Linked DNA regions of Homo sapiens: all the other regions are linked to region 1. The links are chromatin contacts, found by Hi-C or POLR2A ChIA-PET in ENCODE. All regions are on one chromosome and are shown on one strand. The core of a region is the stretch at or near the end of the contact, and the rest is flanking DNA. Distances in the headings are between cores, read along the strand shown. Region 1 has its middle 15 kb from the start of H3-5. Region 2 overlaps BICD1 (BICD cargo adaptor 1). Region 3 overlaps BICD1 (BICD cargo adaptor 1).

What was found. Hi-C counts contacts between places; a loop is a spot of excess contacts on that map. ChIA-PET counts read pairs that join two places held with the same protein, here RNA polymerase II (POLR2A). Pooled maps may share reads with other maps.
Region 2: a map with no recorded cell type shows a loop between it and region 1 (4-fold over the local background). The contact joins two enhancer-like sites. A Hi-C loop is called at or near these places in 7 of 37 single-sample maps with no recorded cell type and 3 of 50 pooled maps. POLR2A ChIA-PET finds 5 or more read pairs at or near these places in 2 of 52 experiments (WTC11 and activated B cell).
Region 3: a loop to region 1 is called in a map with no recorded cell type, with 9 times the contacts of the local background. The contact joins two enhancer-like sites. A Hi-C loop is called at or near these places in 19 of 37 single-sample maps with no recorded cell type and 12 of 50 pooled maps.

Annotation. Positions count from the first base shown.
Region 1 is chr12:31,805,248-31,809,685 of GRCh38, reverse strand. No RefSeq gene overlaps it. Among named protein-coding and RNA genes, the nearest start is that of H3-5, 15 kb to the right of the region's middle. Within about 2 kb of position 2,530, at least 5 of the 41 ENCODE cell types and tissues checked have a DNase peak (open chromatin) inside an H3K27ac peak, as active enhancers do.
Region 2 is chr12:32,271,968-32,276,405 of GRCh38, reverse strand. All of the region lies in intron 2 of BICD1 (BICD cargo adaptor 1), which reads right to left. Among named protein-coding and RNA genes, the nearest start is that of FGD4, 130 kb to the left of the region's middle. Within about 2 kb of position 2,490, at least 10 of the 41 ENCODE cell types and tissues checked have a DNase peak (open chromatin) inside an H3K27ac peak, as active enhancers do.
Region 3 is chr12:32,137,466-32,141,903 of GRCh38, reverse strand. The region is part of intron 1 of BICD1 (BICD cargo adaptor 1); the gene reads right to left. Among named protein-coding and RNA genes, the nearest start is that of BICD1-AS1, 32 kb to the right of the region's middle. RefSeq lists an enhancer at 1,909-1,958. Within about 2 kb of position 1,988, at least 11 of the 41 ENCODE cell types and tissues checked have a DNase peak (open chromatin) inside an H3K27ac peak, as active enhancers do.

The DNA.
Region 1 (4,438 bases), core at 1,281-3,780:
ATTCCTGAACCCCTAGTTTCCTTCCTGGGGCAGCTGTACTTTATTTAACCAGGAGCCTAGTGATGAACATTTGCTTGTTAACAGTCTTCTATTATGAATGAAACAATGGATAATCTTGTATATGTCATTTTGTGCATACGTGAGTGTCTTCAGTCTATTTCCCTAGAAGCTGAGACTGGTGGAGCTTCGTAGGCAAGTGATTTATTAGGAAAGTAGTCTAGGTAGAAATCTAGGAGGGTGAGGGAGGGAAGCAGGCCAGGGGAGGGGAAGAAGGAAAGCAAGAATGGTTTCAGGGGAAGTCTAGACTCAGCCTATTCCTACCGGGAGCCCTGAAGCATAAAGTGCAAGCAGAATCTGTCTGCCCTTAGGCAAGGGACCAGAACATTTGTACCCTACCATAGACAGTCACTGGTTAAAGCAGCACATAACTCCCATGAACTTCATGTCCAGGTGGCTCTAATCATCCAAGTCCAGTCCCCTGGGGTTGTAGGTACAAACCATTACCAGCAGCACCCACAGCTCCTGGGGGAATGGGCACCACAAAATGGTAGCAGGGATCCCCAGGGATTGAGGTGGGGACACCAACAGGTTTCTGCCACAGTGGATATGTTGATGAAAAGAGTCAAACTCTGTTAAATATTTGAAGAGATTTATTCTGAGCCAAATATGAGTGACCATGGCCCATGACACAGCCCTCAGGAGATTCTGAGAATATGCGCCCAAGGTGGTCGGGGCACAGCTTGGGTTTTTTTTTTTTTTTTTTTTTTGAGACGGAGTCTCGCTCTGTCACCCAGGCTGGAGTGCAGTGGCGTGATCTCTGCTCACTGCAAGCTCCACCTCCCAGGTTCACGCCATTCTTCTGCCTCAAGCCTCCCGAGTAGCTGGGACTACAGGTGCCTGCCACTGCGCCTGGCTAATTTTTTGTTTTAGTAGAGACGGGGTTTCACCGTGTTAGCCAGGATGGTCTCGATCTCCTGACCTCGTGATCCGCCCACTTTGGCCTCCCAAAGTGCTGGGATTACAGGCATCAGCCACTGCGCCCGGCCAGCTTGGTTTTATTCATTTTAGGGAGACATGAGTCATCAATCAAATACATTTAAGAAATACATTGGTTTGGTTCAGAAAGGCAGGACAATGCAAAGCCGGGGCTTCCACGCTATAGGTAAATTTAAATACTTTCTGGTTGACAGTTGGTTGAGTTTATCTGAAGGCCGGGGATCAATGGAAAGAAAATGTTCAGGTTAAGATAAAGGATTGTGGAGACCAAGTTTTATTGTGCAGAGGAAGCTCTCAGATAGCTGACTTCAGAGAGAGCAGGTTGTAAAATGTTTCTTATTGAACTTAGAAGGGTGCCTGGCTCTTAGCTGATTATCTCCTGGATCTGGAAAGGAAGGAAGGAAAACAAAGGGGGAAAGGGGATTCTCTACAGAATGTGGATTTTTCCCACAAGAGACTTTGCAGGGCTGTTTCAAGATATGGCAGAGAAACATGTTTTGCAGTAAAATATTTTGATTTTCTTCCTTGTTATGCCAGAGTCAGATTGGAAAGTAAGTCACAATATACAGGATTAAATAAAACCCATCTGATGAGAATTGATGATTTGTAGGGCATGACTCCCCAGACCCCTTAGATAGGAATTTGGGCAAAAAAAAAAATCAGAGCTTAGTCCTCATATATCACTATAGGATACATTCCTGGAGGTAAAATTGCTGGATGAAGTCAACACTATTAGTTGCCTATTTAAAAAATATCCCCCTCTACACATACACACACACACACACACACACACACACACCCCATTTTTTGTAATAGAACCCTGCTTTTATTTGAAATAGCCATGTGTTCAATTTAAAAACTCACTTTCCCATCCTCATTTGCACTTGTGCTGGTCATGTGACGCTGCTTTTAGCAATAAGATGAAGGTGGTGGTTTCTGAGGGTAGTGTCCTTTTCAGAATAAAAAGACAAAGCTTATTTGCCTTCTTCTTCCTTTACTTTATATTCCTCTTTCTGCCAGGAATATAAATGTGACTCTGTGGTGTCACGCGCATCCGTGTGAAGAGACCACCAAACAGGCTTTGTGTGAGCAACAAGGCTGTTTATTTCAACTGGGTGCAGGCGGGCTGAGTCCAGAAAGAGTCAGCGAAGGGAGATAGGGGTGGGGCCGTTTTATAGGATTTGTGTGGGTAGTGGAAAATTACAGTCAAAAGGGGTTTTTCTCTTGCAGGCATAGGTGGGGGTCACAAGGTGCTCAGTGGGGGAGTTTCTAAGCCAGGAGAAGGAATTTCACAAGGTTAATCGCTCAGTTAAGGTGGGGCAGCAACAAATCACAATGGTGGGATGTCATAAGTTAAGGCAGGAATGGGCCATTTTCACTTCTTCTGTGATTCTTCAGTTACTTCAGGCCATCTGGATGTATACGTGCAGGTCACAGGGGATATGATGGCTTAGCTTGGGCTCAGAGGCCTGACATGTGGGTACAGCAGCTATCTTGTGACCATGAAACGGAGGCAGGAAAATGAAGACCTGTGCACCAAAATGCAGGAAGTCAACGTCATATGTATTAAAATACACTGCGGTAAGTGTCTTCTCTTTCCCAAGTCTCGGTGCATAATTATGTCAACAAAAAGAGTCAAACTCTGTAAAATATTTGAAGAAATTTATTCTGCCAAACATGAGTGATCATGGCCCATGACACAGCCCTCAGGAGATCCTGAGAATGTGTACCCAAGGCGAATGGGGTGCAGCTTAGTTTTATACATTTTAGGGAGACATGAGACTTCAATCAAATACATTTAGGAAATACACTGGTTCAGTTCAGAAAGGCAAGACAACTGGAAGGGGGCTGCCAGGTTGCAGGTAGATTTAAAAATTTTCTGGTTGACAATTGGTTGAGTTTATCTAAAGACCTGGGATGAATAGAAAGGAAATGTCTGGGTTAAGATGAAGGATTATGGAGACCAAAGTTCTGATGTGCAGAGGAGGCCTTCAGGTAGTGGGCTTGAGAGAGAATAGGCTGTAAAATGTTTCTTATCAGACTGAATTCTGTGTTGATATTAATGCCGGAGAGGTATAACAAGGCATGTCTGACCACCCCCTTCCATCACGGCCCGAACCAGTCTTTCAGGTTAAATTTTAAAAGTGCCCTGGCCAGGAGAAAGTCCATTCAGATGGTTGGGGGGCCTTAGAATTTTATTTTTGGTTTAGAATTATTACACAACTTTACTTTCATTTATATGGTATTTTATGAATTACAAGTATGCTTTCACAGACCTTTTCCTTCCACCTCACTTTATTTTTACAGTGTCTCCCATCCACATGACAAGTATTGGTGAGAGGTGACAGCGTGCTGGCAGTCCTCAGAGCCCTCGCTTGCTCTCGGCACCTCCCCTGCCTGGGCTCCCAGTTTGGTGGCATTTGAGGATCCCTTCAGCCCCCCCACTGCACTGTGGGAGCCCCTTTCTGGGCTGGCCAAGGCCGGAGCCCACTCCCTTAGCTTGCAGGGAGGTGTGGAGGGAGAGGCACGAGCGGGAACCGGGGCTGCCTGCGGCGCTTGCGGGCCAGCTGGAGTTCCGGGTGGGCGTGGGCTTGGTGGGCCCCGCACTCGGGCAGCCAGTCAGCCCTGCTGGCCCCAGGTAATGGGGGACTTAGCACGCGGGCCAGTGGCTGCGGAGGGTGTACTGGGTCCCCCAGCAGTGCTGGCCCACCGGCGCTGCGCTCGATTTCTCGCCGGGCCTTAGCTGCCTTCCCACGGGGCAGGGCTCGGGACCTGCAGCCCGCCATGCCTGAGCCTCCCACCCCCTCTGTGGGCTCCTGTGCGGCCCGAGCCTCCCCGACGAGCACCACCCCCTGCTCCAAGGCGCCCAGTCCCATCGACCACCCAAGGGCTGAGGAATGCGAGCAAACGGCGCAGGACTGGCAGGCAGCTCCACCTGCAGCCACGGTGCGGGATCCACTAGGTGAAGCCAGCTGGGCTCCTGAGTCTGGTGAGGACGTGGAGAGTCTTTATATCTAGCTCAGGGATTGTAAATACACCAATCAGCACCCTGTGTTTAGCTCAAGGTTTGTGAGTGCACCAGTCGACACTCTGTATCTAGCTGCTCTGGTGAGGACGTGGAGAGTCTTTATATCTAGCTCAGGGATTGTAAATGCACCAATCAGCACCCTGTGTTTAGCTCAAGGTTTGTGAGTGCACCAGTCTACAGTCTGTATCTAGCTGCTCTGGTGAGGACGTGGAGAGTCTTTATATCTAGCTCAGGGATTGTAAATACACCAATCAGCACCCTGTGTTTAGCTCAAGGTTTGTGAGTGCACCAATTGACACTCTGTATCTAGCTGCTCTGGTTGGGCCTTGGAGAACCTTTATGTCTAGCTCAGGGATTGTAAATACACCAATCGGCACTCTGTATCTAGCTCAAGGTTTGTAAACACACCAATCA
Region 2 (4,438 bases), core at 1,241-3,740, 470 kb before region 1:
GCTAGGCTTAGGGATTCTTAGTCGGCCTAGGAAATCCAGCTAGTCCTGTCTCTCAGTCCCCTCTCTCAACAGGAAAACCCAAGTGCTGTTGGGGAGGTTGGCCAATGACTGCTCTAACAGCTTCCTGCTGAATTGGGGCATAGTAGGTGTTGTGTAGTTGAGATTTCCTCCGGAAGGGTGCCTTCCATGTCATTAACATTGGAGCATGGGCTAGCAGGCCGGTCCAGGGGTCTGCGGTGGATCTTAGTCATGGACTGCATCTGGGGCTCCATTTGAAGAACCATTTGTAGTTTTACAGTTTCAATTCTGGAAGAGACAAACGCTTCGGAGGTCCCTTCATGGTCGCCAAAATGTTACCGGGGATCCTTGCTCACAGAGCTCCCAAAATGGTGGCAAGCCGCTTCCAAGATGGTGGTGGGCGGCTTCCAAGATGGTGGCAAGCCTCGTGTTCTCTGACCTGGGGTTCTTGGCCTCACGGATTCCAAGGAATGGAATCTTGGGCCATGCGATGAGCTATTAGAAGCTGTGGGTCATGGAAGAGAACCGTGGAACCCAGTGACTAGTGTTCAGCTCGATTAGGACGAACCCAGGCACTTAGCCGTGCAGGAACAATGGCAAGCTTTTAGCACAATCGGGAGTGGCAATGGGAGTCTCGCTGGATCAGGAGCACAGCGGACACCCTGCCGGATCTGGAGGGATGGGAGTCAGCGGCGATGGGAATCAGCGGCGGGTCTGCGACAGTGGCAAACAGCAGTGGTGGACGGCAAGCGAAAGCTCAGCTCCAGCCGTAACAAACATGGACCAGAAGAGTGCAGTAGCAAGATTTAATAGAGTGAAAACAGAGCTCCCATACAAAGGGAGGGGACCCAAAGGGGGTTGCCCCATTTGAAGATTCTTTGAAAAAACTAACAGCAGGCAGATATGACTCTAACTCATCATATGAACAAGTTAGGATGAGGAGATACTGATTCCAGACCCAGAAATTATAAAAATATAGACGGTGACTAAAAAAAGTCTCACTCCCATCTTGTTCCACATCAGTCTACTTCCCATCCTCACTCCCAAACCACTGTTCCTAGTATCTTATCTATCCCGCCAGGGTTCCTTTATACCTTACTTATTTTCAAACTTTATTTATAGAGCCAGCTTATGCCTACATGAAAACCAACATAGTTAGCATAATTTTATAATGAACGAATCACTACAAAGGTATTTTATTTATACGTGTAATTTACAACTTGATTTGCAAATCAAGGGATTAAAAGTTAATCCCTCAGGGGACTGAAATATGAGTGTGTGTATATATCATATATCTAATGATAAACATATAGATCACTAGAATGTGTATCTCATATGGCGATCTTCAATTACAAGCATGAATTTATTTTTAATAAGCACTTACACAATGTTTACAATGTGCCAAGACTATTACAAGCACATTGTTTTAGAAATATAAAACTCTTTTAACCTTTTAGCCTACATAGCAATCCTGTGAGTTGGACACCATTATTAGTCCCATTTTACAGCTTGGCCAACTGAGGCAAGGGAGGTTATGTAATAATTTGCCAAAAGTTTTAGAATAAAATAAGTGGTATCAGGAGTCAAACTCAGACTGTCTAGTTCTAGAACATATGTTCTTAACCACTATGCTTTGCTACTTCTAAAAATGCCTTATTAACGTGATTTGTTGTTGGAATGGGGTGGCTAATGCTAATCAGATTATTGTTATCTCTGTCTTTAGGTCATAGTTTCCCTTTCTGTGTAAAATAACAAATTAATATAAATATAAATATAAACGCCTCAGTAAAGTGGCCTCAGATTATGATTTAGTGGATACTATTTCTGAAAAATATATTGCTTTATTATTTTCAAGATGACTTCCTACAAATTCTTCAGAACTGATTCTGGAGCTAATGGTAGCAATAGCTGCTCACATTTTGAATATTCATTGCCTTTTAAATAACTTTCATAAGTAGAAAACCTGGTTACTGAAACAGAGCAATATCTGTGACCCTGACTATCAAAATGTGTTTCCAGAATCTTTCCTGTTCTGTATTCCATGACTGTGAGTACAATAGGGTAACTAATATAGAATTTCAGTTCTGATGTTCTTATTAAAGTTACAGACTTCGAGGTATTGATCTGTCTTAAGTTGGCTGCCACGCTGATTTTCTACAATCATATTAGAAGTCTAGAAAACTCAAAGATGTGTTTTTAAGTAACTATATGTTAAATGTGATCAATTTTTTTCTACCTCTTACAATCTACATTAAAGTGTCGAAAAGAACTCTTCTTACCAAGGTCCCCCACGAAACCCTGCCTTCAAGCCTAAAAGAGCCTGAAGGCTGAAGAACTGGACTGCTGGTCCCGGATAAAGCCTGCCCTTTCTCAGCTGATTCTCTCTGAATAATGCCCACCTGCACACTGGGGGAAGAGGGTGGAGCCAAGAGAAGTTTACGCTTGTTCAGCGGGGAGGAGCCTGGCCTCTTCAGTTCCTGTGTGGTGGCCTGGTGTTCAGTCTGTGAGGTGGAGGGCCTGTTGGCAAGACTCCCTCTCGCTTTGCTGAGAGTTCTTTTTCCTTTTTCCTTTTCACCCAATAAATTCTGCCCCTCACCCTTCTATGTGTCCCTGAGCCTAATCTTTTCCGGTTGTGTGACAAGAACCCGGTTTTAGCTGAACTAAGGAGAAAGTTCTGCAACAATGATAAGGATGAAATGGACTAGCTAGTGATTTCTACTATGTTATTTAAAGTCTGAAACTGCCTTGAGGCACCCTCTACTAGCTGATCATTATTACTGAAATTTAGACACCGCTTGGTACGTGGTTTAATCATCCAGTTTCAGCAATGTGACGGGGGTATAATGGCTTTTCTGTACACTTGTATCTTGGCTTCCCTGAAAACAGATATCATGCATGCATCTTGGTGGTTCACACCCAAACACAGAGCACATCCAGTGAGCCTGAGGAAAGGCGCTGCTTGCAGGAGTCTCAGCCCCCTCTGTGTCTGCTGGTACTTGCTTTCTCCCGCTGTACCTTATCCTCCAGTTTATACTCTACCAGTATACCCTTTGGAATCTTGTGAGTCTTTTCAATGATCTGACTCTGTGTCACTACTCCAATTTCAGTAAAAGCAAACAAAAACAGAAATCGAGGCTATGAGAGTAGAGTGCAATAATGATGAATTCTGGCAGCCACCCAGGAAGACACCATTGAAAAGACAAGGTCCTGCCTCCCTTACGTCTTGCACACTCATGATGCTGAGCCTGTCAGTGACCAAAAATCAGACTACACAAGTCAGCCAAAAGTGAAACAGAGGTGTCAAGCATATGAACTGCATCTGAAAGTTTTTGCCTTCCTAAGAATATTCTTAGGCCTCTTCTTCACACACTCCAGAGCAATGAGAAACATTTGGAATTGAATTTTCCTATAAACTATATCTTTGCAGATAGACTTTTAAAACCAAATAAAGTCCTGTGGGTTTTTCTTTTCTTTCTTTTATACGAACATAACAACTGCTTCACTGTCATTACTTATTTTCCAATCTAAACCCTCCACAAGAGTCTAGAACACCATGTGACTCAAAATAAACTTTTCAATCAATTACAAGGCCATTGAAATGGAAAATCTTGATTTTTAAAAATGTTTTAATATGTTTCCTTAACCACATTGTGGCAGGCCAGGTCTCACTAGTAGCTGAGATTACAGGTGCACGTCACCACGCCCAGCTAACTTTTTGGTATTTTTAGTAGAGACAGGGTTTCACCATGTTGGCCAGACTGGAATAAACAAGTTTTATTGTCAGTCTGAAGAAATTCCCCAGGCCTCCACACACAAGTTTATTGGAGGTCTGAAGGAACTCCCCAAACCTCTGTGATTTAGCAGGAGACAAGATAAGGGTAATCACCCTAGCACCTGGACCCATTTAGATTAAGTAAATTTACTGAGGCTCCAGAGAAAGGTCTTCAGGACTCAGATCTTAGTTATAGATTAAAAGAAGTTAATCACTTATGTCTTTAGATGAATGCACACTTATATGTAGACATACAGCTTGGAAGGTTTATAAGCTCTGGAAAACTTTGTAATTTTGAGTTGGTGTGGTGACAATTTCTAGGCCTTCTCCCTGTAACCAAATGCAAAAATAAAACCTCTCTTCCCCAGTTTGTCTGCATCTCATTATTGGGCCAGGAGAAGTAGCAGCCTGACCCTCAGTTTTGTCCAGGAGCAACATGTATATGATTTATACATTGAAAAGAAATTTCTCAGTCATAAAAGAAATAGTGAAAGAACATTATGATTTAACAATATATAACTAATATGTAATATTAGTGGTTGGGAATTAAATATGGCATAAGTAGTTAAATAAAAAGTAACTTGTAGTACATGTTTTACTACAATAATGGGTAAACTGAGGCCCAGAGAGATTAAGGAAACAGGTAGA
Region 3 (4,438 bases), core at 739-3,238, 330 kb before region 1:
GGGAGAAACAAAAACAAATGAAACAAGAATCACCAAGACTCAAGAAGCTTACAACGAACGGCGAATAAAAAGGCTAGAAAACCACTGGCTTCGGGAATCTGTGGTAAGTGCTATTCAAAATGGGTGTCCAGGCCAGGCGCGGTGGCTCACGCCTGTAATCCCAGCACTTTGGGAGGCTGAGGCGGATGGATCATTTAAGGTTAGGGGTTTGAGACCAGCCTGGCCAACATGGTGAAACCCCACCTCTACTAAAAATAGAAAAATTAGCTGGGCGTAGTGGCGGGCGCCTGTACTCCGAGCTACTCGGGAGGCTGAGGCAGGAGAATCGCTTGAACCCAGGAGGTGGAGGGTGCAGTGAGCCGAGATTGCACCACTGCACTCCAGCCTGGGCGACAGAGCAAGACTCCGCTCAAAAACAAAACAAAACAAAAAGTGTGTCCAAAGGAAGGGCCTCTAAATCAGATTTCTCATGGGGCATTAGAAATATAGAATTTTGTTTTTGCCATATTTTTCATACAATCTTAGCTTAATAACAAAAACACAAATTAGTCACAGGCAGTCATCAGGACAAAAAAAAATCAGAAATATAAATTCTGAATAAGCTATAAACTAGATAACAAGGCCTTGAATAATTCCATTTTCTTAACTTTAAGTTGATATCTAATAAGACAGGAGTGCAACATCGAAACGCTGTCTTGTTTGAATTATAAATCTTCACTTTAAAGCGGCAGATGGAGCGCCTTATGTTCACAGAAAGCAAGCCAAGGGCTCAGAAAAGGTAACCACTCCGCCAAAGGGAAAGACACAAAACAGAAAACATGGCTCTGAACTTATATGCCCTCGAAGGGTTAACAGATGCCTGAATTTGTGAGAATTTTACAGAATTAGAATGGAACTAGTACAAAGTCCTCCAATGTGTTTTCCTTTCTGGGTCATGCAAACACGTACGTTCTACGGAAGATTTCAAGTACAACAAAAAAATCCGGGTTTCCCATCACAGAACCTAAGTCGCCGCATTTCCTCTGGTGTATAACATGTTGTTGATGCAGTTATTGTCCTTTGTTTTTTTTTTAGCTCTGTTTCCTTAAATGCCAAAACTACACACACGAAGTATGTAATACGAACACTGTGACAATGAGGAGATGCAAGTAACATTTTATTCACCTGAAGAAACTAAACCCCAACATTTTGCTTTTTGTCTACAGACACAGTTCCTGTAAACACAGAATCAAATACGGTGCGCGTAGAAAATAAAAAGATCCTCCCACACTATGGCACTTCCTTCAATGGAGGCTACTCGGGAGGCTGAGGCAGCGAATTGCTTGAACCCGGGAGGCGGGGTTGCATTGAGCTGAGATTGCGCCACTGCACTCCAGCCTGGGCGACAGAGCGAGACTCCGTATCAAAAAACAAACAAAACAACAACAACAACAACAAACAAGATGTTGTATTCTTGACATTTAGGCATTTTCTAAAATATTACATTTTTTATAAAATTTCTCTGCCATGGAAAAAAAATCCACCTTTGCCAGAGCAAAGGAAGCCAGTGAAAGAAGTAATTCATTGGGAGTATAATTATAAGCATTTAGCATTGTTTTGAACATGAGAAAAAGGCAAGCTTTCATCTAACAGATTTTCATAATCTCAAGAAATAATTCATCTGCCATTTATTTTCAGGGAAATGTGGTGCTTCTTGGAAGAAGCCCAGAGGATCCTGCTGTTAAACCAAGACCCATGCAGGAAAAAAAAATTATCCACTCCACAATAACATGGCAGGTAACACAAAGGCAGTGGTACTTCTCCAGCCGGGAGAGGCCCCCTCAAAACAGGAACTCCTGCCGGCTGACTTAATTACAGCACAGCAAGGGAATCCACTACAAAGGCAGGAGCCACTGAACAGAGAGCTGCTGAGATCCGTCCTCGGTACACGGACAGATGGTTCTGCTGCTTCTCGGCTGGTATAAGACCTTATAGAAGACTCTGAAAACTGAAACACGCCAACAAGTTTTCTGTTACCAGTATTTTTTTTTTAACTCTGTGCCCAGGCCAGGAGCGGTGGCTCACGCCTGTAATCTCAGCGCTTTGGGAGGCCGAGGCGGGCGGATCGCGAGGTCAGGGGTTTGAGCATCCTGGCCAACATGGTGAAACCCCGTCTTTACTAAAAATACAAAAATCAGCTGGGCGTGGTGGCGCTTGTCTGTAGTCCCAGCTACTTGGGAGGCTAAGGCACGAGGAATCGCTCGAACCCAGGAAGAGGAGGTTGCAGTGAGCCGAGATTGCACCACTGCGCTCCAGCCTGGCGACAGAGCGAGACTCCGTCTCAAACAAACAAATAAACAAAAAAACCCTTTGTGCCCACCGTATGCTAGCGTAAAAGTAATCTGAATTTGAAAGTCAATCAGCAAGTATTTACTGAGCGACGTGTAAGGGATAAGGAAAAGGTCTAAAGCAGCTTATCTAGTTTAGGGACATGGATTAAACTCTGATTTAATTTTAGGGCTTTTGACTTTTTCATCATCACACACAGACACACACAAACACACACACACAAAATTAGAGGAGAGGCCATGAAAGCACTGCCTTGAAAATTCTCAGACAAATTTACAGAAACAGAGTGAGTCCATGTAAGAAACCTGACCTTATACACAGGGACGATGCACTGAAACCTGTTTCACAGCAAAGGGAACTGAAAGTTTCTAAAGCAGTCACCACAGCAGCCACGTGGCTTAGAACACAAAACAGACAGCCCCCTAAATTATGAAGTCATACACACAGCTGCTAAATAACAGCACTGAGTAAACTCTATCTTGTAAAAAATGTTTAAACAAAATGAAAATTTAACTACAAACATTATTTATGGAATTAATATACATGCAAATTTTCTGCATGCAAACTCTACCTTCCTGGTCACTTTGAAGGATATAAATTAATCAAAATCACAAAATTCTTCAATCTTATGTAAGAATGTACAATAATGCCACTGAAGCAATTTAGAACTTACAATGCCCATAGCATAGAATCTATTATATATAGATATCTAATTATATCTATCTAAACACATACATATACAGATGCTCCTCAACTGATGATGAGATTATGTCCTAGTAAACCCATCATAGTTTGAAAAATATCATAAGTCAAAAATACATTTAATACGCCTAACCTATCAAATACAGCTTACTTAGCCTCACCTACCTTAAACATGCTCAAAACACTTACATTAGCCTATATTTGGGCAAAAATCACCTAACACAAAGCCTATTTAAAGTAAAGTGTTGAATAGCTCATGTAATTTGTTGACTGGTGTACTGAAAGTGAAAAACAGAATAGACGTGTGGGCACCCAAAATATGGTTTATATAAAGTCAAAAAATTATAAAGTCAAAAAATAATTATAAAGTCAAAAAATCATTAAGATGAACCATCGTTAAGTCAGGGACCATCTGCATACATATATAAATACATACACATACATATTCCTATTTAATACTGATATCAACTCTATAAACTAAAAATGCACAGCTTGGTGAGTCTGAATGAGTTAATATATTTAAAGCACTTGGAGAACTTCTATCAATACAAGCTTTGAAGTCACACTGCCTGACTGAGATTTTGGTTCCATCGCTAGACAAATTAATTTATCTGTGCTGCAATTTTCTCATCTATGTAAGTGGAAATAATAATAAAAGCCTCTACTTCATAGGCTAATGAGGCATATGCTATCTGGCATATTAAATATCTAGCACAATACCCAGTATGTGGTAGGCAATGAACACAAGCGAGCTATTTTTAAACTTTATATATTTGGCCAGGCACGGTGGCTCACGCCTGTAATCTCAGCACTTTGGGAGGCCAAGGCAGGCGGATTGCCTAAGCTCAGGAGTCCGAGACCAGCTTGGCCAACATAGCAAAACCCTGTCCCTACTAAAAACACCAAAAATTAACCAGGCATGGTGATGCGTGCCTGTAATCCCAGCTACTTGGGAGACTGAGGCAGGAGAATCGCTTGAACCTGGGAGGCGGAGGTTGCAGTGAACTGAGATCGCGCCACTGCACTCCAGCCTAGGAGACAGAAGGAGACTCTGTCTCAAAAAAAAAAAAGTTTTTATATTTGGCCTCCAGTAATGGAGGCCTTTTTACAAAGGGAATCCGAATTAAAACTTGGGTCTCCTGATAAATTTGAGAATACTTTCTACAGCCATGCTGCTGGGAACCATACAAAGGAGGCATTTAATCAAACTGATACGACTAAGTATTATTATGATACAGTAGCAAAAAGTAACAATGGTTGCACATGATGACACTAAATGCCAAAATCTTTACATGATGTCAGAAGATAAGGTCAAGTGCTCCTTCAGAACATATGCCCTACAACACGTTACCTTGTTCTTTTCTGCTATGATTCTCTTTGTAAAAAGTTATATATCTGAGTAATAAAT